2 separate regions of the Homo sapiens genome follow, and region 1 is linked to region 2. The links are chromatin loops, found by intact Hi-C in ENCODE. Cell type or tissue: endothelial cell of umbilical vein. All regions are shown on one strand. Links, peaks and the distances in the headings refer to the core of each region. The heading gives the core; the rest is flanking DNA.

Region 1 (15,299 bases), core at 2,573-10,572, 90 kb after region 2:
CTCACTGTGCCCCCATCCCCGATTTCCAGCCACCTCTCACTGTGCCCCAATCCCCCATTCTCCAGCCACCTCTCACTGCGCCCCAATCCCCCATTCTCCAGCCACCTCTCACTGCGCCCCAATCCCCGATTCTCCAGCCACCTCTCACTGCGCCCCAATCCCCCATTCTCCAGCCACCTCTCACTGCGCCCCAATCCCTGATTCTCCAGCCACCTCTCACTGCGCTCCAATCCCTGATTCTCCAGCCACCTCTCACTGCGCTCCAATCCCCGATTTCCCAGCCACCTCTCATTGCGCCCCAATCCCCGATTCCCCAGCCACCTCTCACTGTGCCCCCATCCCCGATTCCCCAGCCACCTCTCACTGTACCCCATCCCCAATTTCCAGCCACCTCTCACCGTACCCCAATCCCCGATTCCCCAGCCACCTCTCACTGTACCCCAATCCCTGATTTTCCAGCCACCTCTCAGGCCCTCCATGAAAGCCTGGGTAGGGGTGTGAGCTAGGGTGTGGTCCATAGCTGGGGTAGGGACCATAACATCACATGGATAATCGCTTATTGGGGTTTGCAGAATTCCCCTAGCCCAGCCAGAGGGCCTGGTATGATAGGGGATTTAAAGTGTTGGAAAACAGAAACCCGGAAACAACTCCTTTTAGAGTATGAGTTTATGACTTGATTTTCACACACATTTTCACTCTGTGTGAAAGTAGGGGGTCACTCATGTTTGACTTCATCCCCCCAAACGGGATGGAACTGTGCAAAAAAACAAGAACCAGCTTATATGATTGAAAAGGGAACAATCTGACATCGCTAACCCTCTAAGGGGCTGTGACTACTTCCAGTCTGCAGGTCCACAATTTAACTCAATTGGCGCACTGCAAAGTGTCTGTTCTGTGGCTTATTTCAAGCACCACACATGCTAATGAAGCAGCTCCTTTGTGCTAGGCACTGGGAAGGGCACAGGATGGAGACAAAATATTAAAGACCTTGTTGCTGGTCTTTGGCTCCTGTGGTCCAGAAGGGAAGATGTTTACATGAAGAGTCTTGATTCAAGGCAGATTGTGATGTGCACTGTCACTACCAGAGCCCTAATCAATCTGTCACACTTGAGTGTTATAATGGGAATAATAGGATGAAATTCTGCTATCCTTACATTCATACACATGAAGGGAATGGGAGCCATTTTTCTAATTGGCTTGCATGGATTCATTCTTGAACTCAAAAAGAAGTCACAACCCTACTGTGGCTGGAATGTCCTCTCTATGTTCATTCATGGGGCTGTCTAGAGAAGTATGGCTGCATTTTAACTCCAGGTCAAGGGAGGCTAACATTAAATACAGCCCCTTAATACCTGGGAGGCTGTGTGAGTTTTAATCTTTCTGGACTCCATTTCCTCATCTGTTCTCTTTTGAGAAACAAATGAGTTAATGGATGTGAAAGCAGGTTCCACATTTTAAACAGCTATAGAAATGCCAGGCTGTTAAATAGATTTTCATCAGAGCTGCAGGTTTATCGAATGTTTATATTTAATCCTTGGAGACCCTCGCTTTTATTTGAAATGCAGTATTCATCTGCTCATTTTTTTGTGAGACTAATCTTTTTATCCAATGTCTTGAGTCTGTTTGCTAGAAAGCTGTCTAGGTGACAATGTTAATATTCAAGAGCCAATCTGAAAACACTTTCCATCTAAGAAGTGTTAAAAATCACAAATGTGTATCTTTTTAAAAATTGACTTTATCCATTGTTTTACAACCTTGGTGAAAATATTGCCAGTTTTTAACATATGCCTGCTATGAATATTTCTGCTGCTCTTTCTTCATGGGTCTGAATGTAGTTCTTGATTTATTCCTTTTAAATAACCTGGTAATCCCTGGAGGAATATCACAATCTATAAGTAGCACTATTTACAATAAGATGGATTTTCCTATCTTGCTAATTAGAGTATTAATTTCCATTTACAAGTGGTTAATTCCTAGCATCAATCCTTGTCCTGTCACTGGATGGGGTCATTATTTTCAGAGAAAGCCCCAGGAATGTCTTTTCTAGTCCAATCTTCAGTTATGTTACCACATAACAGAAAAGGAGAGGAGAAAAATAATGTCATTTCCTTGGTGTTAGACTAAGCAGGCATAAAATCACTTAGGTTTATTTAACACACTCTTCACACAAACAGAACTGCAGCAGTCTGGATTTCATCAGTTTCTCAAAATCATTTTGATTGTCCTCTCTGCTTTATCCTTCTACAACCAAACCAAATCTCATCTGTGCACCAGGTATAAAAGCATTACCATCATCATTGCAATATGTATATTCCCATTCCACTCCCCTTGCAAATTTCACTCCATCTCCAGGTGTGAGAAGAAAATCGTGCAGCAAAAAAATTTCCCCACATGCTCTGTTTCTCTGCTTTGAACCCTCAGCCACAGCTGCCAGCAGGGGCACCTCAAGAGCTTTCAGGAATTCAATCAGTTCCTAGATAAGAGCATAACAAGATATTATCTTTCACACTGCTTTTCTCTATGACTTGGATTTTCTACTTATTGAGTAGTCTAATAATTTCCTTTCTGATGGGACACAGGGGAAACAAAACCATGAGGATGCTTCTAGGGCTGGAGTTCAGGAGTTTAGGAACCCCCACAAAACAGGCTGGCCCTTTCCCCTTGTCTCTTATTATTGGCTTCAGGACAATGGAGATCGGAGGATGATCAAGATGTAAAAAGCAGCAGAGACAAAAGTCAAGGTAAGGAATGTAAACCTGAGCTGTACAGAGGAGGACCCAGAATCCAGTGACCAGGCTGCAGTGATGGGCAGTGTTGGCCATAGGACACTGGTCCAGAGTCAGTTCTTGGAACCTATGTAGGCTTCTCATAACATTTCGTCTTTGTCCTCAAATTTCAGAGCAGGGACCAGGGACTTCAGAAGTCATCTAGTCTTTTCTTCTCTCTTGATTTGTAACTCACAGTTTTCAAGGCACAGGAATTCTAGATGTAAATAAGCCTAAAGAATGACCCATCCTACTTGGAGCAGGGGGACTGAGGGCTGAGGAGAGATGTTTTGAAGAACAGAATGGAACTAATGAAGGATTCAGTGTGTCTGAATGTTTTAATAGGAGTTTTACAGCTTGGTCAGAGAACTTGGGAAAAAATTAATGATAAATACACAGAGAACTATGCAAATTTCTAAAAAGAGGCACTTACCAACTCTAAGAAAAAATGTACAAGAAAGGAAATGAAACCATAGTACACTCTATAGCTCAGCTGTAAGTGTAGTTTATAGGATCATGACATTGTAAACACTAAATAATGATCTAACCAAATATTGTAATGTGATTATGTTAGGAAGATGGGAGAAGAAGGGTGTGAATGGAGAGGCAGTGAGGAAGAGAAGTAAGTCAAAACTTCCTTAACAGGAATCTAATAGATGGTATCTAAAATGGAAGAAAAGAACTATACCTTTTATTTCAAAATTGGAGGGTAAATTCAGAAGAAATCACTATACAATTTAAAGTGCTTGCTACTTGAGGTGGAGCAGTAGTCCTCTGGGGTAAAGACTTTTTTTTTTTTTCCATAATAAATCTTGTAGTTCTACGTTAAAGGACATGGACTTTTTAAAGGATGTTTGTGCATTTTAAAGGGAGTCACTAGGACTGTCCATAAATATTCAATGTGCTGTTGAACTTAGGTGATGCCAAGTGATGTGCTTTGGTTAATGAAATGGGCCTGGAAGTGGGGCTTCAAGAATGAGCACACAATCCACCACTTTCCTTCTATCTTGGTGTTTGTGGATGATGGAGCTGGATTTTCCCTGCCCTGTGGTCCCTGTGTAAGAACAGCACAGAGCAGAGCCCTGCAGTCACCCTATGACTGACATGGAGTATGAGTAAAATGAGGGCTTTTGTAGTTTTAAGGCGTGGAAGGTGGATGTTTGCCAATGCTTATAACTTAGCATCTCTGACTGCTATAATCACTTCAATTAAAGTAGACTCAAGTAAAAAAGTGAAAAGATGAAAATAGCCAATTCTACCTATGTCACTGAGTGTGGAGCAAAGGGTGGAGAAATAAGAATCAGAAAAAACAACTGTGAAAAAGACTTCTAGGTATTTCACATATCATATATATATCTAAGCACACAGTGTATATACACATAAACAGAAATTTCAAAATGCATAAATTATATAGTATTTTTATAACACTATAAATAGATAACACATGAATTATATATATACAAAACATGTAGATTATATAGTACATAATCTAGTAACATAACAACGTTACTAGATTATGTACTATATAATCAGATTATCTAGATTATCAGATTATCTAGATTATGTACTATATAATCTATTTTTTTATATATATAAATATACATAATTCTGCATATGTATATAGGCAGAATAATGGCCCTGAAAGATGTCCACTTCCTAACTTTTAGAACGTGGGAAATATGGTACCTTACATGGCAAAAGAGACCTTGACAGGTATGACTAAGGTGAAGGACCTTGAAATGGGGGGATTATACTGGATTATTCTTGTGGGCCTAATCTAATTACATGCATCCTGAAAAGCAGAGAACCGTTCTTGTCTGCAGAAAGCCAAAGAGATGGTTGTGTGAGATGGACTCTGTTTTCTGCTGCTGGCTTTGAAGATAGAAGGGGCCACAAGCCAAGGGAAGCAATTGATGGCTAGATCTGAAAAAGGCAAATAAATGGATTTCCCACTACTGTCTCCAGAAAGAAATGTAGCCCTGACAACACCTTCATTTCAGCCTCATGAGATTGGTGTTGGAATTCTGACCTAAAGAATTCAAAAATACTAAATTCGCATTTTTTAAGTCACTAAGTTTGTGGTAATTTATTATGTCAACAATAGAAAACATCCACACACACACGCACACACATACACAAATTTTAATGGAAACCAAATTGGGATTTTGAAAAGTTAAATATAAAATTAAAATTTTAAAAATTGTCAACATGTTTAGAAATAGAAATGGAATGCTTATAGTAGGCCTTAAAAATAAAAATATATTGGCCGGGGGTGGTGGCTCATGCCTGTAGTCCCAGCACTTTGGGAGGCCAAGGCAGGAAGATCACAAGGTCAGGAGTTTGAGACCAGCCTGGCCAGCATGGTGAAACCCCCGTCTCTACTACAAAAAAAAAAAAAAAAAAAAAAAAAAAGCCAGGTGTAGTGGCACATGCCTATAATCCCAGCTACTTGGGAGGCTGAGGCAGGAGAATTGCTGGACCCTGGGAGGCAGCGGTTGCAGTGAGCCGAGATCATGCCACTGCACTCCAGCCTGGGTGACAGAGCAAGACTCTGTCTCAAAAAATAAATAAATAAATAAATAAATAAAATATATATATATGAATAATAATATCTTCCAAAAATGTACTGGTAAAAAAATCTAGGGTATAAATTTGAACTCTGTTACTTGCAGGGTAAATTTGAACAATTCACCTGACATCTCTGGGCCTCAATTTTCTCATCTGTAGCAACAATAGAATAAAGATTAAGTACATGAACATGCTGTTACTATTTGTTTAGGACAAACAAACCTATGTAATAGGTGATCATTAAATGCACCAAACCAGTAACAAAAACAACCTACTTCACTTGTGTGTGAGTCCCAATTCTACAACTTATTAATTGTTTTAGTCATTTACTATTTATAATTCTCAACTTCTTCATATATTTATGGAGATAATAAGACCTTTTGCATTTGCTGTGATGGTCAAATGAGATAGTGTTTTAATAAACACACATAGAGAAATAATCTTTTTAGAGGCCAATACAACACTGAAATGGAGGGAGCAAGAGTGGAAGCTGGGAGACAAATTAGAAGGGTAGGGTTATATCAAGGAGAATGGCAATGTTGACTTTGGACAAGGATATAAACCTAGAAAGTCAACATGTTCATTATCTGGACAGATTGATTAAAATACTTCACATCTCTGTGACCAACATCATATGGACATATATGAAAAGTCATGTCATAATTAGAATATCATGTGATGAATGTGGAATCAGGCCAAGGAGGAATGTCAGTCCACTGAGGCTGCTATAACAAAATGCCATAAACTGGCTGGTTTCTAAAAAACAGAAGTTTATTTCTCACAGTTCTGGAGGCTGGGAAGTCTAAGATTGAGTCACAGGGCACTGGCAGATTCAGTGTGGTGAGGACCTGCTTTGTGGTTCCTAGTTGGCTGTGTTTTCATTGTGTCCTCACAAGGCGGAAGTGGAGAACTCTGGTCTCTTTAGCCTCTTGTAAGGGCACAAACGCCATTCATGGGCTCTCCACTCATATGACTTAATCATCTCCCAAAGGCTCCACCCCTTAATACTATCACACTGAGAACTGAGTTTTAGTATATAAATTTTGAGAGAATACAAACATTCAGACCACAGCAGGGGGTTAGTCAGAAGGATCTAATGTTTAGTGGTCAAGTGTTGAGAGGATACATTCTTCAACAATAAGGATGAATTTGCCGAGAAAACAGGGATGTTCTAAGTCCGTTGGACACAATCCCTTGTGTGCATCTTCACATTCAGTATACCCTTCCCATTAGGGCTGTTGACCAAGGCTCTCTTGTCCATGGAGAGCAATAGATGGCCAATAATAGTGTAAGTCCCTATGATTCTCCTACTCCTACTGGCTCCCATTGCTGGCAGGCTGCTGATTGGCACATTTTTTGCTTCAGCTAGGTTCATATATTTAATCACACAATGGTCAAGGCTGGCCCCACAGGGCCGTTAAGTCAATAATTTTCAAAAGTTTTACCATGGCTCATTGAATAGAGTAAAAATCACACAAAATCACCCACTCTACCCCTTTCCACTTCCCAGCAGATAAAGAATATTGTGATCAAAATGAGAGAGGAACAACATAGTATTCAAATCATAACAATTCAGCAATTACCCCCAAAGGGTATCTATAAGGATAAGACCTGTATATAATTTTACAAAGTGCTTTAATTAATTAAAGAATAACAGCAATTGGAAGTCAGATCCAATTCATGACAGCTATGATGATGCACTGATAACAACACATCCTGCCTAAGCATCTTGGGAATTCCAACTCTTTGTTTTCTGTGCGGTGTTGGACATTTGCCATGCTGCTCAGTACTGTGTGTAGCAGCTAGACTTCTTATTAGAACACCAAGTTAGAGTTCTTAATAAACCCTGGCTCCTTTTTTTATAAATATCAGATCATAATATCTTTCAATGACCAACTTATTCATTTTCTGTTTCCCTTAGCTATAAATAAATACAGTAATAAATAACATCTCTTAAGTATTTACTTTGTTCCAGAAAGTCTCCAAAGAGCTTTTTGTGCATTAAAAAATGAGCATTCATGGTATTTCCAATCATTCATTGGTAAGAAGAAAGTAATTACATTTTTGGTTTAGCTTGTAGCCTGTCAGAAGCCCCCATAAACACTGCTTTAAGGTAATTTGGTGTGTCTCTGTCCTAAGCCATATGTACTAACTTTGAAGTTTGACTCCCAAAAGCCAATTTTATTTTCCTTAGTTTGAAATTTGGAGAACTATTTTTTGTTGTCTCCAAATCCTGACCACAGTATATAAAAACATTTGCCAACTATTAACTATTGCACATAAGTAAAGGTTTTAGACTGGAGACTGGCACTAACACTCCCATCGCCATTTAAAAATAAGGAAACGGAGGCCCAAACAGAAAATAACAGGAGATATGATGTTTTCAAGGCCACTCAGTGAACAGGCAGAAGAGTCGGAACCAGACCCCCGTCCCCTCCTTTCAGCACCTTGCAGAGAGCTCCAAAATACTGAAATCATGTTCAGCCTTTCCTGGCCCATTTTCCACATACAGTATTATCAGAAAAGCAATTTTCTCCTTCTCCTGATCTTAGCTTAACAAATGACCCAAAAACTTTTAGAAATTTAAAACAACAAACATTTATCATACAGTTTCTGAGGGTCAGGAATCCAAGAGTGGCTTAGTTAGGTGCTTCTGGCTCTGGGCCTCTCACGGGGCTGCAGATAAGGTGTCGGCCAGGGCTGCATCATCTAAGGCTTGACTAGGCTGCAGAACCTGTATCCATGCTCACTCATGCGCCTGATGGCTGGAGGCCTCAGTTTCTCACCACACGGGCCTCTCCATAGGACTGCTCATGGCATGGCTAATGATCAGAAACAAATGTCAAACTGAAGAGCTTGAACTTTATTCTACACAAAATGGGGAGCCACTGATGATTGATGAGAATAGCTAAGAGTCTTTTCCAAAGCCTTTTTTAAGGATTCATTGATGTCAGTCTACTGTTTAATTCTCTGGGCTGAGGCCATTCTATGTTGACTAAAATACCACTATGAATAGCCAACAGAAACTCAATAAAACAAAATTTGGTAGCATAAATCCTGCAAACACCCTATGGTGACACATAAACATTACTGAAAGAGAAGCAGGGGATAACATACTAAGTGTCTCATTAGAATGAGAAGAAAAAAAGATTTATTTTTGAATTTTTCCTTTTACAAAATTTAGAATCACAAATCCTTTGACTTTGAATTAAAAAAGAACTTCGAAACGATCTAGAGCAATGTCAGCTGATGACACCAGATCTGTGTTTCTAGCTTCAAGCACTCCTCTGGGCATGAGACTGGTTTATTCAGCTCATGGACACGTCAGTTGGTTGAACATGGATGCTTCCATTTCAATAGGTCAGAAATTCGATTCATCATTTCCCACCCCCCTTCTGCTTTGGGTGTTTTATTTAATTAAATCATCAGGTGCCCAGTCACCCAACCCAGGAGCCAGCAGGCCATCCTCTGTAGAATGCGGGAAGTGCGTTCCTACAGTGGACATCACCTACTGATCCTGCATCTAAAACACCTCTATGCTTCTCTCCCTCTCTCATGCTCTTGAATCCACTGCTCCTCCCACATACTGGCTTCGTTATCTCTCCCCTGCCTCTTCTGCCTTCAGTGCTTTAGGAATATATTGCCTAGCATGAAATATTCTTCTCTCTTGCCTGAATGGAAAATTCTTTGTTCTTTCAAGACCCGGTTCAAATATCACTTCCTCTCTGTGTTATTAACCTACGCTTGATCTGCACTCCCCACAAATTATTGTCAATGTCTAACATCATGGCTGTGTACATATCCTCTCTTCCACAAAACAATGTACTCTTTTTATTTTATAGTTTGGGAAACTCTGGCCCCCAAACACTAAGACTAAGTGACGTACTGAAGTTCAAGTTCACTCAGTTTGTCAACAGCAGATCCAGGACTACAAGATAACCTAGGAACAGAGCTCATCCCCATGGCCCCCCTATGATAAAATGTCCCCTGCTTTTTTAGCCATAGCAAGTATCTGCTGGGCTGAGGCCTTGGTTGTCTTTGAGAGTGAGGCTGTACCCCTCAAGGATGTGTCCTGTGTTGAGGGTAGCAGGGCCTGCCTGCAAATATCCGGGTCAGCAGGCCAGGAGAGTTCACACTGAGGGGCTGGGCAGGGGTGTTCAGGCTTTGCTCACAGGATGACTCACGGAGAGGAAGTGCCACTCAGATTTGTGAGTCACCCTCTTGGGCTCCACAGAGGCCCTGTCACGCAGGAGCCTGTCAGCTTTCATCTCCATCTCTCCAACCCCTAGGGCCAAAAGTCAAACTTGGTTTCTGCTTACTTGTTTGATTTTTAGTGGCTCCTCCAGCTCCAGAACCTTTAGCAAGCAGCTTCCTTTGAAAGTTTAAGATGGAAATCTCTAAGCTGGCCCTGTGCTTCCCCTGACAAGTGTGTAATCGATGGGAAATCTCTCACTGGAGGCTATCCTATCTGGAGTCTTGATAAAAGGCACTTTCAGAGAGGTGAAAGGCTCTTAGAGACCTTTTACAAAGAACTAAGCTGGCCTAAAATTGTCACCTTTATCCTCCCAGGTGACCATTCACTATCACCAACTCTCTGGCAGAGAAAAATGTGAGGATACAAACACAAAGAAAATCACTCCCTTAATACACACGGGGTAGAATCCTCTTTGGGTCAGACAGAAAAGCAGTGACTTGGGAGAAAATTGTGAAGGGTGGTTGGATGCTAGGAGCTGACTGGGCTGCATCTTTGAGCTTTAGTTCTACCCTTCCAAGTCTCCTGTCCTCCTTGAAGTTCTCTGCTTTTGATTTCTGTGGCCACCAGCACATATGGCCCTGTTTCTCTTGAACATACTTGAAATGGGCCAATACTTTCTAAAAGGCTTTACTAACACACTGAAGAAATGAACATAGAGAAATACCAATGGCATTGAGAACAATCCAGTTTACTCACAACTATATCTTGGGCCTAAGAATCCCAGAGCAAGCATAGGAGACCTTCATCAAGCTTTCCCAAAGCCCCTATTCAATTCCACCCTCTGCCTTGCTTCTTCTCCAACATTCCTGCCCTTCCCTCAGCCATAAGGCTTCTGGGTACCATTTTGTTTTCTGGCACCTGGAAGATAGTATGAAGGATCCTCTTGTTCAAACCAAATCAGAGGAGGGAAGACCAGTGAACAGATAATTGAACGCTGAATTAAAGCAGTGCAGGTGGAGCGAGGCAGCAGTATAAAGACAAAATAAACATTTAGGAGTTGGAATAGATGGAATCTGGGGACCTGTTAGACCTGGAGTGGAAAGATTGAATCTTTTTTTTTCTTGTTTTATAAGTTATCTGTCAAACTCAAGCTGGGATTTCCAATACCATTTGGATGTTGGAAATAGTATTGCTAAAAAACAAATTAACATCAGAAACAGGAGAAGCACAGAGAGATACAAGAGATAGAGAAATTTTGTTATTAATAAAGATATATGTAACAGGGTGTCACTTTTTAAAAAATCTAATTTGTTGTTATAAGTTACATAGTATAAAATGCCTAAATTTTAAGTGTACAGATTGTGAGTTTTGACAAATGTATATACCCGTATAATTATCACCTCAATCCGCAAACAAAACATTTCCATCACCTCAAAATATTCAAAATGTCTTGCCCAGTCAATAACCCCACCTCCATCCCCAGGCAACCAACGATCTGCTTTCTGTCACTATAGATTAATTTTGCATGTTCTAGAACATCACAGAAGTAGAACCATACAGCACATAATCTGTTGTGTCTGGCCATCTTTCACTCAGCATTATGTTTTTGAGATTCATTCCCATGTATCAGCAGTTCATTTCGTTTTGCTGCTGACTAATATTCCACTGTTTGGCTATATCACAGTTTGTTTATCCACTCACCTACTGATGGATGTTTGGATTACTTCTAGTTTTTAGCTATTAAAAATAAAGCTGCTATGAATGTTTGCATACACTTCTTTGGGTGTATTTCCACATATTTCCATTCCCCTGGGGAAAAACCTGAGTGGAATTGTTAGGTCACATGTTAGGCATACATTTAACTTTATAAGAAAATGGCAGCAATTTTTTTAACCAATAGAACACTTTTTATCATTATTTGCCACAATTCAAGGATGAGGAAAAAATAAATTTAGCCCAATCCTACTTGAATTAAGTTAGTGGGTCCTGAATTAAAAAGATTAAGTAATTATAAAATGTTAGTCTAAAAAATATTTCTATAAAAAGTGTTTCTAAAAAAGTATGATGTACACCAAGGGGGGGAAATTTTTGTGAACTTGGTATATTTTCTCCAGAAATGACCAGCACAACATTGTTATTTTATTAATGGGATTCAATTATATAATGTACAACTGTGAAGGGCTCCACACACATACATGGGGTATTGTCATTTTACTCTAATGGAAGCTGTTAGGGGACTTGCAGCATTGTTTTGCTTATAAAATCATGTGGACCCAATGTATGCTGGGATATCATCCTTCTGAGTTCACTCAGCCAGAAAGTTGAGCATGTATGTTGCCAGGTAAGCCGGCAACTTGGAAAATTATAGCTCCACTGTTCTTAAGGGTTCCCCTGTGGTTGGGAGCCTTAACATTGCCCCCAAGGGGCCTAACATCTCCAGGATCAGCCTAATCATTGGCTCAGTAATTTCTTTAGAAGCTGATTGACAGCAGGTGCCAATCTAGATAATCACCAGAGAGCTCCAATTAAAAGCTCTACCCATCGATCCCAACCGCCAGGACTTGGGACTTTAATACAAATCCACAAGTAAAAAAAGTTACCCCCTAAGAAAAAAAAAAAGCAGCATTTTTGTGGATGCACCATATTATATGGCGAGGTTATACATTATTTATAATTCATAGATGCATTTTTAATTTATCCTCCTAAATGTTGCATTGTTAGTCTAATAAGGTTGGTATTCAGATCCTTTCTTTTTCAATTCTCCACCTTGGAAAGGGACATTAGTCTGGAAGAAAATATAAATGAAAAAGTATTTTTAGCACTGACAAAAATAGGAACCATTTGTAAGTAATTTGTTCTATTGTAATTGCCGGGGACTTCATTAACCACCTAAGGAGGAAGTGCCCAATGTTTTTACTAGTCTTCCAGATAAGACCAAGTTTAAAACACACACTCTCTATTGGGATTATGTGAAGATGTTAAAACTTCACCAGAAAGGTGACAAGGTGTCTTGATAATTGAGGCAATCTTGGAAGTCGGTTGGTGTGTCCAACAGCTATGAACTAATAGTGGCTAATCAAACACAGCAGGTCTCACAGATACCAGCAAATGCCAAACAGCTTCTTGTATGCACGGAATTCAGTCTTAATTAGTCACAGAGGAGGAATAGGCACATTTAAACTAATCCGAGGAATCATTATTGTTTGAGTTGCTTACACACAAACATGAAAACTGCTGCCCTCAAAACAATCAGTTCCCGCCTGCAAAGGGAGGGTGTACAAGATAGTCCACTGACCTTTATAAAAAGGACTGTCCAGAGGAGGATTCTCTCCAACATGTCTCCTTTTTATTATATCCTGGGCCTATTTCTCAGTAGCTCTATCTCACCTGGTAAATAATATATGTATGGTGCATGTTAACTCGAGAGTGGCTACTGACAAGAAATATAAATGAACTTTTAAATTGTTTGGATAGTTTGATGGATGAAGAGCTATAAGTACCAGTGGCAGAGAGTGAGATAGACATGACTATTAAGGCAGGCTTTCCACAGCTGTCCTGTAACAGGTGTGTCAACTGGGGATTTTCCTGTTGCCCCAGGACTGCTGCCAAGACCCTGAATGGAGAGAGCAAAAGGCACTTGGTGCTCCACTTTGGATGTTCAGGCCCAGCCACAACAACACGGACTTACTGAGAGTGCTAATTCCGGAATCATCTGCCAGATCCACCACCCATACCCAAACTCCATAGGAAGAAAAGACCTGAAGCTTGAGAGAGGATCAGCCTTGTGGTAGTGCTGCATTTGTGGAGACAGGCTATTCCCTTCCCATAAGGCTAAGGGGGTTCTTCCTGCTCTTAGACTCTCTTGAGGTTATGTGTTTTCCTTCTCTAAGTATTCACAAAGAAAGGAGATGCCTGCAAGGAGAAGAGCCAGCATTTCATTTCTTTATCACTGCTCAGGCTGTGTAATCTGAATGAGAAAAAGAGACAGTCTCCCCAGCCTCCTCATATGTGGAGGTCCCTGACTGCCCTCATGTAGAGGACAATGAGGCATCCATATCAGAGGAACATTGTGAGAAGTCCACTAGCTGGGGTTCAGTTGAAACTTGCTGCCAAACTTTTCAAGGGACCTCTAATGGCCAAAGGAGCTTCCTGGACACAAGTCCCTAATCAACCTGTCATGTTGAAGCCACCACTGTCCTATCAAAACTGCAGAAGATGAGTTTGACTTTCCGTGAGCCACCCCGGAGGCTACAACCTTACCCAGTTAAATAAAGAGACATCTTCTCTTTCCTTTCCCCTCCTCCCTCGCCCAAACCAAAAGCCTCAGCACCCAGAAGATGGAAGGGAAGGTGGTGTTTGAAACCACACCCAGCCTCCCTTCACCCCCTCCCAAACATATAGGATCAAGGCGCTTGCTGCTGTGAGGGCCCATTCCTTCTCTGTCCCTGGATGCAAGTCTAGGCAAGTCCCTTAACCTTTCTAGGAACTCACAGATAACAAAAAGTCCCGATGCTTCCAATCACAAAGACATTCTCCTCTCAGTAAATAAAATGAACAGTTGAAATGCAACTGTTGAAACTTTACTGCATTCAAAGTTAAAGCTCTCTGTTTCTCTCCCTCACCCACCATCTCTGGCCTGCCTCAAACTTGGAGACCCATGGCGGGTCAGCTTCTTTCCTGTTGTTTCCCCACCTTGGTCTTCTATTTCTTACCCCCTCACTGGGCTGTCTCTTGCCCTCTTAGGGCTGGAAATAAGAGGGGGAAAGTGGAGAGGGAGTGCAGAGAGAAGAATAGACAGGAAATGTGCTCCCTGGCTGGCACAGACACAGTCAGGTGCCGGTGCCCTTTGAGCAGAGCAGAGTCCCAGTGCTGATTCTGTCCCCAAGGGGTGCTTTCATGATGTCCCTGAGACATTCTCCTTTGCAGCCTCTGACTGCATCCCGCCTGATGTGAGTGAAGCTTCCCCTCAACCGCTGTGTATATGGAGGATCTTTCTATTGCCCTTCTGGGAAATCCTCTTTGAGGGAATCCAGGATGACTCCAAGCTGACTCCCTCCCTTGTGACCATGTCTGGATCTGGTCCCTGAGATACTCTCATCCACCCAGCACCCCACTACTCATAGAGGTGCAGCTTGCTCCCAACACAGTTTCCATTTATTGCCATAGATTCTTTCAAGCAGGCTCTTGCCTATGTGTGTGTTTTTTTCTTTTTTTAGGCCTGGGCCTGGCATTAAATTCTGTGCTACAGAACTTCAAGAATCACAGGTCAAATTGCCTGAATGGTTCTCTTAAGGCTCCCTCTCTCAGTAGGGAGAAAAAACCCAACCCCGCTCCTTGTGAAGTAAGGGAAAAAAAGCTGCATTGCATAACCAATTTTCTCCAAAGAGGTTCTCTCTTAGCCCCTCCAGCTTCAACCTTCTTATGCCTTCAGGGTGGGTGATGGGCTAAGAATCAGCAAACTGTTGTTGTTGTTGTTTTAAAAAAAAAACAACAGGTCTTTTTAAGACCTGCACAGTCTATTCCAACACTCTGCTTAAGGATGTAGAGATACTTGAGACTATTACTTTGTTCTTAGCCAGCCATTGTGACCTCAAACAAAACACAGACAGAAAGAGCCTTGTTTTAACATCCTGTTATCAACTGCTAGGATGTGAACACATTCCCTTATCTCACCTTACTTTAGTAAAGTCTACTACACTCGGTACTAATAAGTACAATGAAGAGGTGAAGACGATATGTGTTTGAGAATAATACATCAATGAGGGAAGGAA
Region 2 (15,299 bases), core at 3,441-11,440:
GGTGATTGATAGAGAACCCCAGACAGGTTTGTAACCCCAGAACTAAGGGTGTGGAGATTTGCTCCAGTGATCATCAGGAATCTTAGGGGAACATGGCCTTGTAGGTGTCTTGAGCTCCATGGGCCAACCACAGTAGAGGAGATGAACAGGTGCAGCGTGTTCAGGTACAGAGCACAAGGATAGTATCGCATCACCCCTTCCAGCAATCCTCACCTGCATGTGCTTCTGAGGAGATCGATATATTCTCTTGAGCTCTGCTGGGGGTACTCAGGGATGCTGGAAAGGCCAGTAGAGTGTAAGAGGCCTCGAGTCAGGTTGGAGAGCTCTCTGAGAGGGGTGAGCTTGTAACTGGAGACCATGGCACACACAATGAGCATTGATAGTGCACACAGTTTGGGCAGAGATCAACACCCAAAGAGCAACAGGACAAGTCCCCTTCACAAGGGCCAGTGAGCATCTGGAAGAAGCACAGCCAGGCACCCACCCTCTAAAACCATGATGTCATGTGGGGCCCCCAACTCCCAGACACTGTGCTAAGGATGGGGGAAGAAGGGGTAGACTTGGCTCTGGGATATATGGATGTGTGAGGAAAGGACCACAGCCAAGTCCCAACTCTCTTGTTCTCTTCTCCCCATCTCCCAACACTCTCCTCCTATCTAGGAAATGTGTTTATTTCCTACTCTTACTCATATCCTGCATTCTACCTGCTCAGAAGTTTATGAAAAAGCACCATACTATAAATCTTTTCTTCTCCCAAGAAAACTTTGTTTTTGAGAATGAAAAAGCACCCTACCATAAATCTTTTCTTCTCCCAAGAAAACTTTGTTTTTGAGAATAAAATTCTTGATTTTCACAGTTTTAAGATCCTAAATTGGAAGTTAAAGTTTGAACTGATATCTTTCTCTTTGCACTCCAGCTCTAAAAATCCTTCGTCTCCTCAAGACAATGAACCTCTGGCTGAAAAGGATATATTTGATGTTCAAAAAAGTGAGAGAAAAAAACACATTAAAATACTTTAAAATGTTATCTTGTCACATTAACTTTCATACTCCTTCAATAATAAGCAACAATAACATAAAGTAAACCTTTTACACAGCTGGAGTTTTTGCTATTAGATTGGTGCAAAAGTAACTGTGGTTTTCGCCATTACTTTTTCCTGTAAAGTTCCTGATGATAACCATGATTACTTTTGCACCATCCTAATAAAACGGTGACACAGTAGGTGTCACCTTTTTGCCACACAAAGTAGGTGGCATTGAGCAGTATGGAGCCTAGAACGAGGAGGGTGATCTTCCAGTTTTCCATTGTCCTGTGGCCAGGTTTTTGTTTCACATGATAAGTGGGTCATTTATAAGCGCAAGTGTGTTCAGGTACTGACAAAGAATAGAGGTGTATTGACACCACGATGTATAGAGAATAGTTGAAGAAGCTGTATATTTTAGCCTTAAAAAGACCTCAAGGCAACAGATCAGTTAACTTCAAATATCTAATAGGTTGTCCCTTCTTAATATTTTAAATTATACTTGCACATGTATTTTGGTTATGTCACTTCTTGTCTATTTTTGAATAAGGATGAATAGGTAATATATTTCCAAACAAATACAATACAATTCAATTCCTTACGTTGATCAGATGGACCAGTCTAACATAGTATCATCCTGTACTGTTACATCCCAGCTTTGCTCCACTTTGTTCCATTCCTTCCATTAAGAGTTGCTTGTCCCTGGCATCCTGCTGTACACTTTAACATTTCCACATGGAATATCCCTCCTTCACAGGGAATTGTATGTCAGGTGGGGGTGTTGGTGGTGGTCAATGTTTTTGAAACTATTTCATCACGAATGCCTATACTGGGAACAGTTATACAGCTTCATATTTAAACTTCAGTCTATTTTACCTATTTTATCTCAGGTAAGAAGCAGAGTCCTATTTAGGAAAGAGAAATTTGTTTTGTATCAAAACTCAGTCACTCATACTGCCACACATTTTAAAGCCTAATTAGTCTCTTATTTTAGAGCCTAAGGCAACAATGAGATCTGAAAGGCCCTTAGATATACTGCAGCTGTGGCTAAAAAAGAGGTTTCGAGCATATTATTCATTCATTTGTTCATCTATACATTATTGTACAAGCATTTATTGTGTATTAGAGACAGCGTTAGATGTGGGGGGGAAATAACAGTGACTAAAACACAAGATCTCTGACCTCCTTACCATTCTTTCGGTGCTGAGATCATTTCCTTACTCTTTCATCTTTTTTTGTTTTGAGCTTATTTGTGGTTTCCCCTAATTATCAGCTCTTAAGAAATGATTGGAAGCCCAGATTCCAATTTCATGCAAGGCACATACATTGGATGAGACCGGCCATATGCCTCAATTGGCACTTATTTCTTTTGTCAAGAAATGATTTGTTATGCCTTTAATAGAGATTTAAAAAATAGATGCAGTTTTTCCAAATCTCTATTACACATAATGGAGAATTTTCTAAAGCTCATTAGTGAAATGAACACTGGGCAGTTGACACTGAGTTTGGGCATAGGGATGCCAGATTGAATACATTATTTGGGACATACTTACTAAAGATTGCTTGTTTATCTGAAATTCAAATTTAATTGGAAAATTTTCCCCCTAAATTTTTGCAATCTTATTTGGACATCATAAATTTTATAAAGTAGATTAGGTCAGCAATTCATCTTTCAGTAGAATCCGGGCTATGTTTCCAAACACTGCCATCCAGAATTGCATATAAAAGAAGGCTGGAGGTCCTTTCGTATCTGAGAGAATTCTATCTCAACCTTACTGAAAAGTCACTGTGAGACTCCTTAAATGGAGAGTAACACAGGCATTAGAAAGGATGCAAAACATTCAAGAACCAGGGGCCTCTCGAGGGCCTGCCTATATTCGAGGCTGGAATGAAACTCATGAATGTGAAACTGCTCTGTAGAGGGCATGACAGTTCTTCAGGTGAATCTCTGGGTTCATGGCATAAACACTCCTTTATATAATGTTTATCTCAAAGACTAGAACAGTTCCAAGAGAACTCCTCTCCCTTGCCAAGAAAAATCTATTTTTAAAAACTCTTATTACAAAAAAACCCTATTTAAATATCATGGCAATAATCCCTGAGGAAAGGTGTAGTATTATAAAGAAAATTGTAAAATAAAAAGATTCAGGAAGAACTCTTAGGAAAATTTCTCTCTCTTCCCAGCTGAGACTTCCTGAACTCACATACCCAAATGACTCCAAAGAAATTCAGTATTTAGTATTTTTAAGTTATTTGTACATGAATATTTTACAAGGATTTTAAGAACAGATGTTCTCATATTACCCCTCTTGCAAATTTTCAAAATAGTCTTCTAAAATATCTTTAATATTCCAAAGTGCTTAACCTTTGTTCTGAGGTAATTACAGGTAAACACCTCATTACTCACTGGGCGGGTTTTTCAAGAATGTTTCTAAATCATGCAATCATCAAATGTCTCCAGCACCTGGTAGAGTCCATCAAAGAGTGGGATGAGGATTTATTCAACACAAATGCCCAGTGATGTCACTGACAGTAGTTGATACTTCTTTGAAAATTCCCTGATGACCCAGCTTCACACAAGAATTGAAAGGCAGAGAGTGAAACCAGCCATGGATGATAAAAAGGCAGGAGAAACTAGGGATGATTAGGCTGCAAAAGACATAGAAGGAAGACAGAGGGCTTCCATTCAAACCTTGAAGTGCTATTAGAGGAAGAAGGGATTGGGTTGGTTGTATGTGGCCCTAAGCAAGGACATGCAGCAGAAACTGAAGGAAGGTAGATTTCAGTCGATGCTGTAGAAGCTCCTCAAATGATGAGAGTGCCCAATTCTCCACTATATTTAGGGGGACTATATATCAGCAATGCTATACCTGCAGGGGAACTGGTCTAGATGGAGCCTACCTTATCAACTCTATGATTCTGTGGTTCACAAAATTTAGCAAGAGTGAAGGCAGAATGTGCTGCTTCTAACCCCAGGCATTGGGGATTTCTATTTGAACTTGAATCTCAGCTCTAGCCGAGTGAACTTGGATACATTGCTGAGGCTTAGATCTTCTAAGAACAGCAAAACATTGTGGTGAGGATTGAATAGCGTATCAATAATGCCTGGCATCTACCAGGTGCCTAAAAAATGCCTTGTTAAAAAAAAAAGTAAATAAAGAAAACTATTTCACCTGGGCTGGGCTTTGTGTTTCTGAGGTCTGAGCTTTCTCTGATAGATTCACAAGCACACCTGTGGGAGAAAAGCAGGCCATCCCAAAGTTTAGTGGGGTTGAAGAGGTAAGTAGTCTGACCCCCAGTAGATTCAAGAGGAGGTGATTGCAGATTTCACAATGGGTAGATGACTGAACCAGCTGTGGCATTGCATCTTTGGGGCTATAGGGCATGAGAGTACGTGAAAAGACTGGGTACTAAAAGTTATGGCCTTTCCTTAAAGGCCAGTTTCGGCTTTTAGACACTGGGCAAGCAAGACTCTTCTGCAGGAAATAGTAGCAGCACTAGACAGCTGGTGGGATGCATGGTATGGATCATGCTGGCACTGGATGGATGGTAGAGACTCTGGATGGATGGTGGGGACACTGCATAGTGGGGTATACTAGTAGATAGAAGGGGCACTGGATGGGTGGTAGGGGCACTGCACAGTGGGGGATACTAGACAGATGGAGGGGGCACTGGATAAATGTGGGGGGCACTGGATGGATGGTGGGGTCACTGGATGGACGATGGGATCACTGGATGGACGATGGGGTCACTGGATGGAAGGTGGGGTCACTGGGTGGACGGTGAAGTCACTGGATGGATGGTGGGGTCACTGGATGGATGGTGGGGTCACTGGATGGATGGTGAGGTCACTGGATGGATGGTGGGGTCACTGGATGGATGATGAAGTCACTGGATGGATGGTGGGGTCACTGAATGGATGGTGAAGTCACTGGATGGATGTTGGGGTCACTGGATGGATGGTGGGGTTACTAGATGGATGGTGAGAGCACCGGAAGGATGGTGAGAGCACTAGATGAACAATGGGGGTTACTGGATGGATGGTGGGATCACTGGATGGAAGGTGAGGGGCACTTGGTGAATGGTGGGAGTCACTGGGTAGATAGCAGGGCACTATATAATGGGGGATACTGGATAAATGAAGGGGGCACTGAATGGGTATGGGGGGTATTGTATGGACAGCGGAGTCACTGGATGGATGGTGGGGACACTTGGTGGATGGGGAGTCACTGGATGGAAGGTTGGGGCACTGGATAGATGGTGAGAACACTAGATGGATGAACGGGGGGATGGATGGAAGGTGAGGAGTACTAGATGAATGGCAAGGGTCACTGGATGGATGGTAGGGGCACTGCATAGTGGGGGATGCTGATTAAATGGAGGGGGCACTGAATGGGTGTCGGGGGCACTGGATGGGCAGTGAGGTCCCTGGATCAATGGTTGGGGCACTGGATGCATGGCGGGGGACTAACTTCAGTGTCCGTGCAGGAGTAGGGACAGTCATGGTCACTCCAGCTGAGAGCTGTAGGGGGCTTTTCCTGCCTAACAACATTTTCAAAATGTGTAAGCCCTTGAGGTTTTTGTACGATCTGGGGGAGGGGAGGGAGTCATGAGAGTAAGATAGTGCTCTCCTCTGCCTTTGGTGGATGGGACCAGGAAACAGTTCTAATTTAGTTTGCAAAATAAATGAAGGAGGTCTTCCTTGCATCCTTGGAATATGGAGCTCTTTGGACTGCCAAGGTCATCTTTGCTTCTCCCTGGCCCTTTCTCTCATCAGTGCTCTCTCTTCGCCTTCCTCTCAGCCTCACACCTCAGTACACTCCCTCTTCCTCCTCCTCCCTGCAGACTGCAGGCATCTGTCTTGGAGCTGCATTTACAGACTATTTTCTCTTTTTCCTTTTTAATATTAGAGAAGGTTATGAAAACATGAAGGAGGAGATTTATTTTGTTATGATACTGACTTTTTGTCCTTACACAGTTAAAAAACATAAACAGAGTAAAGCACTTTACCAGCTTAGGCCTTAGTTGCAATCTCTTTAAAATGCAGGGGTTAGAATCTCTAACAGCCTTTCTAGTTCAAAAGTCTTGTGATCTTTGATATAGTTGGGAAGTACTATTCAGTCATATTCACACACCCAGTGATAGACCTGGAGCCGTGGTGATGCCTTTGGCTATCCTAACTTGTGTAGCTGACTTGCCCATGCTAAGGGCTCACCCTAGGAAGAAGGCCTGTGGGCCTGGGAGAGAGGCAGGTTTTACTCCCATACTCAAAAGCACTGCAGGAGAGAGTGTTTCCTAACTTCAAATTGCTCAAAGACATGAAGCTCAGGGTCAGCCTCACCTCTCGATTTGCAGCTTCATGGAAGACCTATTCGAAGTAAAATATTAAAACATTTTTGTTTTTAACACGTAATCACCAAACAGTGTAATCAAATACTCTTCTGGTCTTTTCCTCTCTCTATAAGAATCCTTAATATCTTTGTGCATAAAATGGGGGTAATTGCTTGTGGGATTATTGGAAAGACTGAATGAGATAAGGTATAAAATGTACCGCTCAAGGATTTTGTGAATAGGAGCTTCTTCGTAGAAGCTATTGCCAGTAAATCCCATGCTCTTATACCTCCTGTTTTGTTTACATCAGCAACAGGTCATGACTATCCTCCCTCATATTCCTCAGGGTCCTGAAAGTATCTTTTTGTTGTTGTTGTTTGTTTGTTTGTTTGTTTGTTAGAGATGGAGTCTCGCTCTGTCACCAGGTTGGAGTGCAGTGGCGCGATCTCGCTCATTGCAACCTCCAACTCCCTGGTTCAAGTGATTCTCCTGCCTCGGCTTCCTGAGTAGCTGGGGTTACAGGCAGGTGCCACCATGCCCGGCTAATTTTTGTAATTTTAGTAGAGACGGGGTTTCACTATGTTGGCCAGGATGGTCTCGATCTCCTGACCTCATGATCCACCCACCTTGGCCTCCCAAAGTGCTAGGATTACAGGCGTGAGCCACCGCGCCTGGCCCAAAGTATCTTTTTTTGCGAAACCAGATTTCTCAGCCACGAGCACAATGAGTCCAGGGGATCATCAACCCAGTGATCCATTTCTTTGGAACTCTACTTGCATGATTTTCCATATTTAATGACATTCCACCAGCAGGATAAACATACACGCAAGGTTGAATCATCTTTCCTTTCCCCTTGGATCAGGAACCCAAGAAAACAGATGCAGGAAGCAGGTGGGAACGCTGGTGAGCAGGATGTTGCTTCTGCCATGCTTCTACTGCTCAGCGGCCCCAGCGGGGATGTGGTGGGAGGAATGAGGGGGCTCTTCAGCTATCTGGGGGCTCATCTCAATAATATACAGCAGGTCTTCAGACAAGGGACACAGTATGGGCTGCCTAAAATAGCTCTCCCAGAAGCTTTCAATCAAGGCCAGAAAGCAGCAGTTTCCACAGCAGCAGTCGAGAGGGTTTTGGGAGAGCCACACCACACTGCTGTTTTGTTTAGAGCAGGGGTGTTCAATCTTTTGGCTTTCCTGGACCACAATGGATGAGGAATTGTCTTGGGCCACACATAAAATACACTAGCACTAACGATAGCTGATGAGCTTAAAACAAATACATTGCAGAAAAATCTCATAATGTTTTAAGAACGTTTACAAATGTGTGCTGGGCTGTATTCAAAGTCATCCTAGGGGCTGGGCGCGGTGGCTGACGCCTGTAATCCCAGCACTTTGGGAGGCTGAGACAGGCGGATCACGAGGTCAGGAGATCGAGACCATCCTGGCTAATACGGTGAAACCCCATCTCTACTAAAAATACAAAAAAAAATTATCCGGGCGTAGTGGCGGGCGCCTGTAGTCCCAGCTACTCGGGAGGCTGAGGCAGGAGAATGGCGTGAACCCGGGAGGCGGAGCTTGCTGTGAGCGGAGATCGCGCCACTTGCACTTCAGCCTGGGCGACTGAGAGAGACTCTGTCTCAAAAAAAAAAGAAAAGAAAAAAAGTCATCCTAGGCTGCATGTGGCCTGTAGGCTGTGGACTAGACAAGCTTGGTTTAGAGATTCAGGACACATGGACAATGAGGGAAATTCTATAGGAACCTATACAATTTGGCTGCCAAGGGAGAGAACTAACACACATCTGGCAAGTGTATTCTGGCTAGAGGAGGAGAAGGGGTCCCCAGAGAATATCTCTTTGAGCACTTTTAGGGGATAGAAGGGTTTCCAGATCGGATGAAAGAAATGACAAAAAAGAAAATTAAAGATGAGGAGACCTCCAAAGAGATAAACAGAAATCAAAGTGTGGAGAGGGGCAAGTGGAAGAACATGACATTTAAAAATGTATATACAGATACCCTCACCTTATTTCATAGCAGGCCTTGAAGACATTTATAGAAGCATACACAATACAGAAGGATAATACATAAATGAAAGGATTTGGGTTTCAAAAGGCTTTTGAAACTTCTGGCTAAAGATGGCAGCATAAAGGCATTTGTAATTCTTGTCTCTCCTTAGAAACACACTGAAAACAAACATGAATAAAACAGAGGGAAAGAAAACTCTTCCTATTTAGTGGAACAAGGAAAAGGCCACAGCCCCAAACCACAAACTATGAACCACACCGTGAAATCTGGAGAAAAATGAGAGAGGAATAGGGATCACCTCAGGGCTTGAGCAGGGAAGATTTCTCTAAATGTGAGTGCTTCCATCCCGAAAGGAGCCTTTGATTAGAATGACCCGCTCTAAGGCTGGATGGGCCACTGGATAGATAGGAATGTCCCTGTGGAGGACCAACGCGTCCTAGAGAACATCTGGGAAGTTGGAGCTAAAGGTGAAATCCACCATTTCCATTTTCCGAGATCAACTCCTGGTTAAGAGCAATGGCTAGAGTCGAGATGGGTGATCAAGGCTTGGGAAGCAGAATTTGCTATTTGCCAGTGAGCCTGTAATTTAAAAGGACTTGCTGTGAACACCATGGACCAAACATTGCAGGAAAATAAGCATCCAGTGTAAAGGAAATAATGGCTTTGATGAAACAGGGTCAGAGACAAGAAACCTAACCCAAAGTTTCAGACTCTTCCAGCTCACTTCTGCTCATCTCCACATGAATCTTCAATAAACAGCTAATGGCATCCAAAGCCAATAAGAAACACAGAAGAACCCACACGGGGTTAGGTATAGGTCCTGCGAAGAAAGGAGGCAGATGACTTACGAGGGGGCACAGCATAAGGAACATCTTGAGTATGTCTGAAACATCCAGGATGCTTCACACTGGTGTGTCATCTAGTGGTGACAAATGAAAACATTATTTCGGTTGTGAAAAAAAACAGACTTGGTTGTGGACTTGAGTTAGCCAAGTAAATATTTTCTTGGCAGTGTACAACATCAGTGCAAAATGCCTATTACACATTCACTATAATTACAGCATTCAATTAACATTCTCAATGATCGCTTTGGGCCCGGTGGTGGCTGAGACTTGGGAGGTGTGAGCTCTGCCTTATATTTTTGCTTGGAAACTGCGAATATTTGAATTTGGAGATTTGATATGGAAAAACTGGTGTAGAGAATAGAAGGCGGATGTGAGCTGTGGCAGGTTCACATCACAACTCGTTGCCCAAACTTTTCAGTGAAACTGATCTTACTAAGTTAAAAAAATCAGTTTCCAATCCAATAGACACTTTGAATTATTAGTTTACTCAATATATTTATGAGGAATATAGGGTTTGGACCATCCTTTTCCTCTGCAGAGGATTAGAAAGGTAATCTAGAAGGAAAGATGTATGTAGCAAACACATTATACCTCTTCTAAACACAGGGGGGCAATGATTAATTGAGTACCTCTTATGAGCAATTTGTGGTTATTTGTTAAGTATATAACCACTCTGTGAAAAAGGTGGCATTATTTCCATTTTACAGGTGAGAAAACTGACTCAAAGAGGCTAAATAATTGGTTCAAGATCACACAGCTAGCAACTGGAGGAGCTGGGATTCAAACCCAATTCTTAGGCAGGGCGTGGTGGCTTATACCTGTAATCCCAGCACTTTAGGAAGCTGAGGCGGGTGGATCACCTGAGGTCAGGAGTTCGTGACCAGCCTGGCCAACATGGTGAAACCCCATCTCTACTAAAAATACAAAAAAATTAGCTGGGTGTGGTGGTAGACATCTGTAATCCCAGCTACTCAGGAGGCTGAGGCAGGAGAATCATTTGAACCTGGGAGATGGAGGTTGCAGTGAGCCGAGATCGCGCCACTGCACTCCAGCCTGGGCAGCAAGAGCAAAACTCCATCTCAATAAAAAAACAAACAAGCAAAAAAAAACCTCCAATGCTTAGAGAACGAGCCAATTAGCATCAAGAGTCAGAATATGAGGCCGGGCTCAGTGGCTCACGCCTGTAATCCCAACACTTTGGGAGACCAAGGCAGGAGGATTACTTGAGCCCAGGAGGTCTGGACCAACCTGGGCAATGTGGCAAAACCCCGTCTCTATAAAAAAGACATGAGCTAGGCGAGATGCTGCATGCTGTAGTCCCAGCAACTTGAGAGGCTGAGGTGGGAGGACCACTTGAGCCCAGGAGGTCAAGGCTGCAGTGAGCTGTGATTGCATCACTATACTCCAGCCTGGGTGACAGAGTGCCACTCTGCCTCAAAAAAGAAAAAAAATAGTCAGAGTATTGGAGCATTCCTCAGTCAGAAGTGCTTCTTAAAAGAAATCAACCTACTTAAAAACTTTAATGGAGTCCAAAACAGAAATCTGAACATAAGCATTTTACTGTATTTTCATGCATACAAAATCTCATCAAAATGGCCAAAGGAATATAATAAGAGAGAAAAAAATAAATGTGCAGGCAAATAGGGAAGGGTGCTATCCACTCCCTAGAAATGACAAGCACTTTCTGCAGATTGCAGTGAAGATGTATCTGGATAGGAGGGGTGGTGGGCTGATCAGGAACACCTGATCACATGCCATTAACACCTGCTCACTTGTGCATGGGTGGAGATGAAGGTGGCCCATGGGACCACTAGAAGCTTATTTGAGCAAGAAGTAGGTCAAGGTGCACCCTCTTGCCTCACATGGGCCTGCATGGAGACCTGTTGAGGCAAGGTCCCCATTTTTCATCAGCCTTTAACATAGGCGGTGCCCAGCACCAGGAAGTGGCAGAGTCAGGGCTTGAATCTGCTCTGGAATTCAGAACATTTACAGCTGGGAGGCTGACCATTTACCCAAATGGTGTTGAGGACACCGAGATAATTGGGAAGCATCCTTACCTTCCATGAGTCTCAGTCTTTTGTGGGATGCAGAGTAAACTGAGCTATGACAAATGTCAGGGAAGCCCCCAGGGGCATGGAAAGCTCAGAACAGAGAGTGATTCTGTGTTTAACATAGAAAAGGAGCAACTTCAGAAAAGGTGATGTTGCTGGACCTTTTTTTTTTTTCTTTTGAGATGGAGTTTCACTCTTGTTGCCCAGGCTGGAGTGCAATGGCACAGTCTCGGCTCACTGCAACCTCCACCTCCTGGGTTCAAGTGATTCTCCTGCCTCAGGCTGGTCTTGAACTTCCGACCTCAGGTGATCCACCCACCTCGACCTCCCAAAGTGCTGGGATTACAGGCATGAGCCACTGCACCCGGCGTGGACTTTAAGGTTACCGGGTAATTGTTGACCTATGGGGGCAGGTGTGGCTCAGAATATATGGAAGTATATGAGGAAGAGAGGAGTGGATGGGATGATGGGAGAACATTCTTGGGAAAATGGAAGAGACTGCTCACCCCCTGCCACACACACTCACACACCCGAGGGGGCACGCTTCCAGTCCCATGAGGAAAGTTTGCTGAAAGGTGCCTGAGGTGCCTGAGCAGGGGAGTGGGTGGGACAGTGTTCTCCCATGAATGTCTTAGAATGTTCTGGGATATTCCTGGGTGCTCTGGCAGGAATCATCATGAGGGTAGTTCAGGGAAGAGGGAGGGATTGCTGCTTTTTAATGGCAGCAGGAAACTCCCTGCCATTAGAGAGGATAATGTGGCTTTATACTTGTGTCTAAGGTGGCCATCCAATTATGCCACATCCCTGGGTCTCAGCTAAGAAGACTGAGAAGTAAAACAATTATGTTGGTACAGGCTAGTACTCACTGAACATCAGCTTCCCCATCTGCAGACTGGAGCGAGGTAAAAGTTCTCCCATCATGCAGTGACTGTTAGTAAAGAGCCTGGAATATACAGTATAAGCTTAGCAACAATAAATGGAATCATTATTTTTTTCAAGTTATCCCTATTCCAAGTTCAGTGCTTCTTTCACTAGTCACCAATGACCTCTTCTGGAAAAGCAAACAGAGAAGCAAACAATTTTAAATTTAATTTGTACAACATGTTAAAATTTGTTGGTTGCATTCTTCCTACATCCTTGGGCAAGCTTTCTCAAGCGTTCTCATGTTAGTGTTTAGTACATGTTGTTCCCTCTGCCTAAAACCCCTTTCCTCATCATTTCCCCAATTGACTTCAACATTCAGTTCAGCTGTCACCTGTGCCCCTGCCTCTGGTCTGCATGTCCCTCTTCTGATATACCTCTAACATGCATACCCTCACCCTGGATTGTAACCACTGGGACATCTGTCTCTCTTACTAGATCATGAGCTTCTGAGGATAGGGGCTGTGTTTTATTTCCTTCTATCTAGTTCCTAGCATGTAGTAAACCCAAACAAATGTTTGTTGAAGATCAAGTTGAAACAGAACTTGGGAATTATTTGGAGGAAAATGCATTTTTCCATTATTTGCTTTGAGTCACTATGCACTGAAAAAAAAAGTTCTGAACTTAGATAAATTCTCATGATTCATTCATTTAAATAATCCCTGCTCCCTCTGCCCCAAGACTCCTCAATACTGGCATTGTTCCAGGCTCTGGGATATAAAGATGAATGAGAGAGTCAGTTTCTGCACCCAAACTGAATGAGTATGACATCAGAAGTCTACATCTTGTATTCAAGGGGAAGAGCCACCAAGCTTCCCCTACAAAGAGGTGATGGAATTGTCTCCCAGTAGTTGGCTCTGATGTCTGTATTATAAAGCATTAATCTAATGATTGAACAGTAAAATACAAAGCTGTTGAATTTGGGCCCTCATAATAGGTGTAGAAATAATAGTGGTCCAGGGGTCAGGAGATCCAGGCTCTTGTGTGTTTAGTTATGAAAGTTTGCATGACTTTGGGCAACTTGCTTCCTCTCCTGTGGCCTCAGTTTCTGCCTACGAATAAAGAGATGGGAGGAGACAATCTCTATGCTTCCTTCCATGAAGCTTGGGTCTGTGACAGCTTAAAGCAGGCCCTGAAATCCATCAGCAGGAGCACTTTGATTGGGAAGATACCCTATGGCTCACAAATTGGACTTTCGCCTTCCCCAGCTGTGTGAATGGCATCTCATCAATACGGTCATAGCATCTGGCTTAGAGAGTCAATGCACTGCCTCTGAATTGATTTTCAGAACCTTATTGCTGATCAGTAAAGGCCGTCTTAATATCTAAATGAAAGTCTATGAACTAGACCAACAAAGTGGCCTCAGAAAGGTGGGGGCAGAATTCTGAGTACCAGGAGGTGACTCTGTTTATTTGTTTCCTAATTCTAATTAGAGAGAGGAAAAGAGTGTCAGGAGCCTTTAGTGATTCACATCTTAATAGCCTGGTTATAATTTATTAATCCCTTTCATCAAATTTTCAGCATCCCTTTCCCCAGGAGTCTAAGACTGACTCAAATGTATTTATTGTTTCTAGGTGGGGTGTCATTAAATATTTGGCATCTCCTAAAGCTGGTTGGGAAACTGGATTATATACTACGTGCAGGCACACAATTTCTGAAGGGAAAAGCATGAACTGATAAAACATTAGGCAGAATGAAAGATATATGCATATTTTCTGCAATATTGGCAATACAGAGCTACCACTTCACTCTCTCCTGCAATTTCCCCTCACCAGTTAATCCAGTGGTTTTCCTTAAAGTAAAGCACCAGTACAAATAATACATGTGTTTATTCATTATTTTATTCATTCTAGTCCTCTTCACCTATGATGCACCAGAAATGTGGCAACATTATTAAGGGTCTATCATTACCACAGAGCAGAAAAGTGTTTCAGGGGTCATTGTAAAGATCAGGAAACTGAAGCCGGGAGTGGTGAAAAGACTAAGAATCATAGCTTTTTAAGATGGAAAAGGATCTAATAGGTCTATTCTCTTTTGAGGCTGTAAACCTTCTACAGCATTTCTACCCAAAGTTGTCCTGCCAGAGACAGAGAGCTCATGATCTTCAGAGGCAGCTCTTCCATCCTGGAGATCTGGCCATTAGAAAGTCCTTCCTCAGCTGCACTAAAACCTTCCTTCCTTCAGTTTCTTCCTTATAGTCTCGTGGTTTCTGAGACATCCTTGGACCCTCGTTAGCAAATGAGAGGACTGGATGCTGGGTGAAGCCAGAGTGGGAAGGATCATGGGAGAGGGACAGCCAAGACACACACAGACACCAGTAGCCCCGGGCACTTCTGCCCCAGATGGGATGGTTTCCTGGATACAGTGGAACATTAACTATTCATACAACTTGTTCTGATTAAGAAAAGGAAGCCCTCAACGTGCTTTAATCTAGTTTATTGGAATTCTATAATAGATCTTAGTGTTAAAGCCTCAGCTAATAATGTCTTATTTTGGTACTTTTGAGCCTTTGTATTTCCCTTGGGTGCCTCATGAGAAAGAAAGTGGTTGGACCTAGGCAGAATTTAGAGTATACCTGGCTCCCCTGCCCCAAATCCTTTTTCTTTCTGTTTCCCAGGCTGGAGTGCAGTGGTGAGATCTTGGCTCACTGCAACCTCTGCCTCCTGGATTCAAGTGATTCTTGTGCCTCAGCCTCCTGAGTAGCTGGGATTATAGGCATATGCTACCAGGCCAGGCTAATTTTTGTATTTTTAGTAGACACAGGGTTTTGCCACCTTGGCCAGGTTGGTCTCGAGCTCCTAGCCTCAAGTGATCCACCTGCTTTGGCCTCTCAAAATGCTGGGATTACAGATGTGAGCCACTGGGCACAGCCCCAAATCCCATTTTTATATCACCTCTCAAACTTAGGACCTCTCAGACAGCAGACATTGACACTGTATACCCTTGGGCTCACATAGATTATCCTTGAACCCACAGAGTGCACATTTGGGCTCACACTGTCCGTTCTCAGCCTCCTTCCTTGACTACCAGATGCATCATTGGTCCCTTTGGGCCTTCTGTTTCTTAGTTCCTCTTCTCCTTGTAAAAGCAGGGGCCCTTTAGCATCTTTGGT

The links. A loop is a pair of places that touch in the nucleus more often than their neighbours do. Peaks named below come from ENCODE experiments on the same cell type or tissue, not always from the same donor. Only the 100,000 strongest peaks of a DNase experiment are listed, where the experiment ranks them.
Region 1: a loop joins it to region 2, with 4 times the contacts of the local background. A loop is called at or near these places in 9 of 110 quality-filtered maps.

Annotation. Positions count from the first base shown.
Region 1 is chr9:99,424,228-99,439,526 of GRCh38, forward strand. All of the region lies in intron 2 of LOC107987011 (a long non-coding RNA gene), which reads right to left. Among named protein-coding and RNA genes, the nearest start is that of NAMA, 57 kb to the left of the region's middle. RefSeq lists enhancers at 8,920-10,119, 9,428-9,547, 9,558-9,637. In endothelial cell of umbilical vein, for the core only: no CTCF peak of the experiment used is centred there; DNase peaks (open chromatin) are centred at 7,104 and 9,534; H3K27ac peaks cover 2,516 bases.
Region 2 is chr9:99,333,268-99,348,566 of GRCh38, forward strand. No RefSeq gene overlaps it. Among named protein-coding and RNA genes, the nearest start is that of NAMA, 34 kb to the right of the region's middle. In endothelial cell of umbilical vein, for the core only: no CTCF peak of the experiment used is centred there; a DNase peak (open chromatin) is centred at 7,204; H3K27ac peaks cover 1,648 bases.